2 separate regions of the Homo sapiens genome follow, and region 1 is linked to region 2. The links are chromatin contacts, found by Hi-C or POLR2A ChIA-PET in ENCODE. All regions are on one chromosome and are shown on one strand. The core of a region is the stretch at or near the end of the contact, and the rest is flanking DNA. Distances in the headings are between cores, read along the strand shown. Region 1 has its middle 590 kb from the start of LRFN5. Region 2 has its middle 530 kb from the start of LRFN5.

Region 1 (3,094 bases), core at 349-2,848, 52 kb before region 2:
TGAGAAAACGGATTTTTCACTAGTGCCTCCACAGGGAATGCACCCTTGCTGACACCTTGATTTTAGACCAATGTGAGATACATTTTGGACTTTAATCCTCCAGAAATTTAACATAATAAATTTGTTATGTGTTAAGCCACAAAATGCGTGGTAATTTGTTACAGCAATAGTAGAAGATGGATGCAATTCTGTATCCTACATTGAGTACATTAACATTTTAGGATGTGGACATCTTTGATGTGTGTGTTTGGGGAGGTCACTATTCTACCTTGCACAATGGCTAAATTAATTATCACTACAGGCAACTCATTTTCAATTTCACTGGAGAACTCTAGAAGTCAGCATAGAGCATACCTTTTAGCATTTCCCATCCAAGGATGAGTTAAGGTTCTAGTGTATTTATCTACCAACCCAGAAGTCTTAGGTTGAGAGTTGCTTCTGTATCAAAAGTATATGTTAAATACTCCCTTATAGCCTGACCTGTGGTCAACAGATTAGGTTCCCAAGGTAAGTAAAAGCCCCCAGACAAATTAAGGCAGGGGCTGACATTGGGATGATGGGCCAATGTATATGGAAATGATGAAGGCACTTGCAGCACCTAGTTCATCCATGCCCCACATTAACTTTATTTCATCCTGCCATTGATTATTCAAGGTAGTGGCTAACCACAATTTCTTTATAAAAAATTGACTCTGTCTGGAGGGTTCACGTAACAAGCTACATTCACACTGCTGCAGTTGTTATCAAGGTCACATATGATGTAAATCATCTGTCTTCTCTATTATCCATTCTAGATTCTTCTCACCCTTCACAAGCATTTTTGTTGCTTTAGGTTGCTTGTCCAGTGGAGTAACTCAAATCTACATCCCTGAGGAGTTTGGGCTCCTGGCTACTCTACTCTTGTCAAGCCATGGCTACCACAATATTCTACCTACAGTTATCACCAGGCATGGATCTATTCAAAGCACATTAATGAATCCCCTGAGTTACTGATATACACATTCTTAATCCTATTATATGTCAGAGATTGTATCTTTTCCTAAAAACCAAGGTAATTTTTCCTAGGTGGTATAGTAACTCCTTTGTTTTCTTATCTGCTTCCATAAAGTATCCAAATTGATCAGGTAAAAGTCATATTGAGATTGGTGGAATCATATTTGTGCCCCACAATAGAGGCAACATCTTCTCTACTCCAGCAACAAGACCAGTAGTTCAGGAAAACTGAATTATAAAGGGTTGGGAAGCACAACTTCCTTAAGTGAGTAACTAGCTGTGATTTTCCATATAGTCAGTTCTCTGCTGCAAAGAACAATTCTTTAAACAAGGCCAGGGGAGTCTTCTGGCTTTTGCATCATAGTTGTTATTTTCTTCTGGCTGTGCTTCAATAGCAATAAACAACCAGCTAATTTTTTTTTGTCTTAAAATCACCATTGCCCTTATATCTAACAGATGCTGGAGACAGGAGACATTGCAAAAGCCAGTGCTCCTTACTTTACTCGTGTTTACAATTATGAGTCATTTTAATAGCTTTATAACAGCATGCCATGACTCATCACAAAATTATCTTCTTATAGACTTCTGGCCAGTGAATGAGGTGATTCAATTTCAGAGTTCTATCCTGGGAATTTGCTTCTTATGTTTAGTTCCAATAGTAATTTTATTAGTTTGGCTTCCTCCAGAAGCCAACCCTGTGGCAAATACACAAATGCAAGTAGTTTATTTGGAAAGTCATCCCTGGCAACATGGATGGAAGTGGAGATCATTATGATAAGTAAAATAAGCCAGGCACAGAAAAACAAACATTGCATGTCCTCATTCATTTGAAAGACCTAAAAGATCTAAAAGACCGAAAGATCTAAAAGATCTAAAAATCAAAACAATTGAACTCATGGAGACAGAGAGTAGAAGAATGGTTAAGGAAGGCTCGGAAGGGTAGTAGGGGGTGGGGGGAAACGTGCAGATGTTTAGTGGGTATTTAGTAGTCAGGAAGTGAAACAGGGAAGGGAAAGGAAGGCAGTCAGTAAGGAATGCATTAACACAGCATCCAAATAACATAGGCACAAAGGCAAAATAGGAGGTCACCAGCTCATATCCTAACAACAGCAAGAATTCTCCACCCACCTATGGGCAAAAGTATCTTTGTGGGAGCATTGGGATTCAAGTAGGAGGTTGTAAAACCCTGGTGAAACCCAAAGCCTAGGATATAACAACTGTAAATTTTAAATATATGTATGCCCTCAATATGTATACACCTGAATATATAAAATAAAAATTAATAGATCTAAACAGCAAGATAAACTGCAAAGCAATAATAGTAGAGGACTTCACCACCTCACTTTCAGCAATGGACAGATCATCCAAACAGCAAATCAATATGAAAACATTGGACATAAATTATATTCTAGGACAAATGAACTTAACAGATATATATAGAATATTTCATCAAATATCTACATAATACATAGTCTTAACTATGCATGGAACATTCTTCAGTATAGATAATATATTAAAACACAAAAGAAGTCTTAACAAATTTAAGAAGCAAACCAAGTATCGTTTATGACCACAATGGAATAAAACTAGAAATCATAACAGGAGGAATTTTGGAAAAATGATAAATGCATGGAAATTTTGGAAAATTCACAAATACTTACACCAAAACAACAAATGAGTTAAAGGATATTATAAGGAAAAATTAAAAATATGTTGAGATGAATAAAAATGAAAATACAACTTGCCAAAACTCATGGGATGTGGCACAAACAGTTTGAAGAAGGAAATTTACAGCAATGAATACCTAACTCAAAAAAAAGAAAGATCTTAAATAAGTAAATCAATGTTACATTTCAAAGCTCTAGAAAAAAAAGAGAACAAACTAAGCCCAAAGTCATTAGAATGAGGTAAATAATAAAGATCTTAGTAGAAATAAATAGACACTAGAAGAACAATAGATCAGTAAAATTAAAAGTTGCTTTTTGAAAAGATAAAAAAAATCAATGAAATTTTACCCAGACTAACTTAAAAAAAGAGACAAGACTCATAAATAAAATCTGAAATAAAGAAGAGATATTACAACTATCATAGAAACACAAAG
Region 2 (3,082 bases), core at 157-2,656:
CAGGCTGGAGTGCAGTGGCGCGATCTCGGCTCACTGCAACCTCCACCTCCCATATTCATGGAATTCTCCTGCCTCAGCCTCCCAAGTAGCTGGGACTACAGGCGCATGCCACCACGCTTGGCTAATTTTTTGGAATTTTAGTAGAGGCGGGGTTTCACCGTGTTAGCCAGGATGGTTTAGATCTCCTGACCTCGTGATCTGCCCGCCTCTGCCTCCCAAAGTGCTCGGATTACAGGCGTGAGCCACAGCGCCTGGAAAAAATAATTTCTTATTAATGATCTCAAACAAGTAAGCATCTCCACATTTCTTCTTAATCAGCAAATGTAATACAATGTAATGGTTAAGAATATGTGTTTGAGGATCAGGTTCCATGGGTTTGGATCACAGGCAGAATAATTAAAATCTAAGTGAAGGGAGGCAAGTTAACATCCTTAAGTCATGGTTTTCTCATCTGTAAAATACCATTAATAGTTTTACTTATGAATATATTGTACTTAGCAGTGCCTGGTTCAGAGAAGGTGCTCATTAACTACTCTAGTCATCATTACTACTAAGAATGAAGCTTTGTTAAATGTCAGGACTGCTATTAAATAGAGAGAGAAACAGTGTTTTAAGCTAAATATATCTAGTTCTGTCATTTAAGTGGATACTGTAATTAATGGGCTTGGTGATATAAATCTTTGTATTTATTCACTTCCCATCAAGCAGGTTGGTGAATAATGGAAAAGGAAAGGTGAACATTGAAAATCTCAGTTAGTTTGTGTCCTGTGGCTGATGATTCATTATTTGTACAAAACATTGATGAGTTCCATGAAACATAAAAGTGAGCAACCATAGAGTGTATGAGTGGAAGTTAAATTGCTATATGAAATGAAGACTGTAGCGCTGAGTTTCGGAGATCTTGAGAGAGGTGAAACCCCAGAGAATTGTAGAGGAAGGAAATATGTGAATGGATTATTTATAGAAAAAAAAGAACATCAAGCAATCTGATAATGGATAAGTCTGCAAGTACCCTAAAACTAAATGAAGTTCTGCTACACACACACACACACACACACACACACACACACACACACACACACACACACACTGCATACATGCCTTGGATGAGTAATTTTACCAAGAGAAATCAAGGAGAAGGTTTCTGTGTCTCATCTTGAATCATCAGTGACAGAATGTGTACACAGTGTGGGAGATAAGGCGATCCACTCATTAATTTAAAAGCAGCAGTAATGTAGAATTAGAAGTGGCTCAAACACCATCCTCCCTTCACTACCTTCCTACTACCTTCCATACCCCAATCTCCAGGATGACTGAAAAATCCCCAGGCACTCATTCACATGCACTATGATTCAAGCTGATTTAATTTGGCACTCAAAGGAAGGGTACCTCAGCTGGTATATGCATTTTACTATCATGATTAAGCATTTAAAACAGCTCATTGTACAGTCATGTAATGGATTTCTGCTATGTCTTTCTGTTATGTCTACTGTAATGTCTTTCTGTTATGTCTACTTTCCTTTTGAAAGTTCCATTCATTAGTGGTGACTGATTTTTATGTCCATTCTGGTGCTTTGTGTAGTCTTTCTAATGACTTCTAAGAATTATTGGAGTGAGATTTCTCCATGTTTCTGTGTCTCATTTGCTGTTGTCATCAATGTAAACACATTTTTGTTTACTGTTGTGGCCTGCCTAAAGTGATATTATAAATATCAGATCATATGATTTTTAAAAACTATGCCTGGATATTTTATTAATTCATTTTTTCCTGATATATGTATTCTTAAATTATGTATTGTTATAGTGTTATTTTAATCATTCTTTTTGATTTACATAAATAAGAAAGCAGGTAAGTTTATTTGTGTCACCCTTTGCCAATTAATCAATCACCAATTTAATCTCCTTTGTTTGTTTTGCTATCTTCTTGAAATTCCCTCACCAGTCATTTTTATAACTTTTAAAGTGAATCCTATTTGCTCATTAATAATAGCAACACTGTTAGAAGAGGGAACAGGGGCCCAAGGGTTTTCTTAACACTAAGCCGAGCCACATGGAGAGACAAGCATGGAGCATGTGCTGGTTTGCACACTCAGGGCAATGGAATAAATAGAAGAAGAGGCATAGCAATATGCAACAGCAGGCAGTGAGGGTCAGGTGAGTCAGGCAGAAGGAACGTCAAATTTAGGGTACTGGGACTGGTGGCTGAAATGAGAAAAGTATGGAATCTGAGGGCAGAATTTCAGCTTTAAAGAATCCAATCTCTAGAGAAATTTACTAAAAGTTATATAAAACTCTGCAAGCATTAATTCTATTTCGTGAAATATTGTCAAGAAAGTGACTGAGGCACTGGGGAACAAAAAACGCTTCACAGTTTTAAGAAGTGAAGATGTAAGGTGCAACGTTAATAAATTCACTCATTCAAAAGGTGAATTGAGGGCATACTATGTGCCAGAAACTGTTCTAGGATTTTAGGTAGAGTAGTGAAAAAAATCCAATGAAAACAAATGTGTATGCCTTCATAGAAACTACATCCTAGTGACAGGATATAGACAGTAAAAAGGACTTAAAAAATAAAATGCACAGCATAGTGTATTAGATACTGTTTGTTAAAAAGAAAAAGCAAAATGGGGATGAGGAGTGTTGGAGAAATACTGAAATCGTGTTGTGATAAGGTAGTTCCTAGATTGCATATACTGAGATAAACCTTATATACTGATGTTTTCCTAAGGAGAAAATACAATTTTTGTGACCAAAACTGAAGTGGAAAGGGAAACAAGTCAGTGAAGGAAGAAAATCAAATACTAAGTGGCACATCACTGAACTGATGATAGCTCCACCAGAAAACAAAGCTGCTTGGAGAGACCTGATGAAAGCACGATATTTCCTTTTTCATCAACTGTTAGTCAGAAATTCATCCCACAGAGGAGGGATTGGTAAACTTTTAATGTAAAATGACATATAGTAATATTTTAAATTTACAGACCATTGGGTCTCTGTTGCAACTACTTGACACTGCTGATAGAGTGCAAAAATCAGCCATAGACAATACTGAAATGAGTATGTGTGGCACCTAATTACATTT

The links. Hi-C counts contacts between places; a loop is a spot of excess contacts on that map. ChIA-PET counts read pairs that join two places held with the same protein, here RNA polymerase II (POLR2A). Pooled maps may share reads with other maps.
Region 1: a loop to region 2 is called in a map of PC-3, with 7 times the contacts of the local background. The contact joins two enhancer-like sites. A Hi-C loop is called at or near these places in 2 of 168 maps with a recorded cell type or tissue (PC-3 and endothelial cell of hepatic sinusoid) and 2 of 50 pooled maps. POLR2A ChIA-PET finds 5 or more read pairs at or near these places in 1 of 52 experiments (naive thymus-derived CD4-positive, alpha-beta T cell).

What each region holds. Positions count from the first base shown.
Region 1 is chr14:42,191,740-42,194,833 of GRCh38, reverse strand. No RefSeq gene overlaps it. Among named protein-coding and RNA genes, the nearest start is that of LRFN5, 590 kb to the right of the region's middle. RefSeq lists a silencer at 1,854-2,148. Within about 2 kb of position 1,598, at least 7 of the 41 ENCODE cell types and tissues checked have a DNase peak (open chromatin) inside an H3K27ac peak, as active enhancers do; they include PC-3, where a contact is called at or near this core.
Region 2 is chr14:42,139,260-42,142,341 of GRCh38, reverse strand. No RefSeq gene overlaps it. Among named protein-coding and RNA genes, the nearest start is that of LRFN5, 530 kb to the right of the region's middle. Within about 2 kb of position 1,406, at least 2 of the 41 ENCODE cell types and tissues checked have a DNase peak (open chromatin) inside an H3K27ac peak, as active enhancers do; they include PC-3, where a contact is called at or near this core.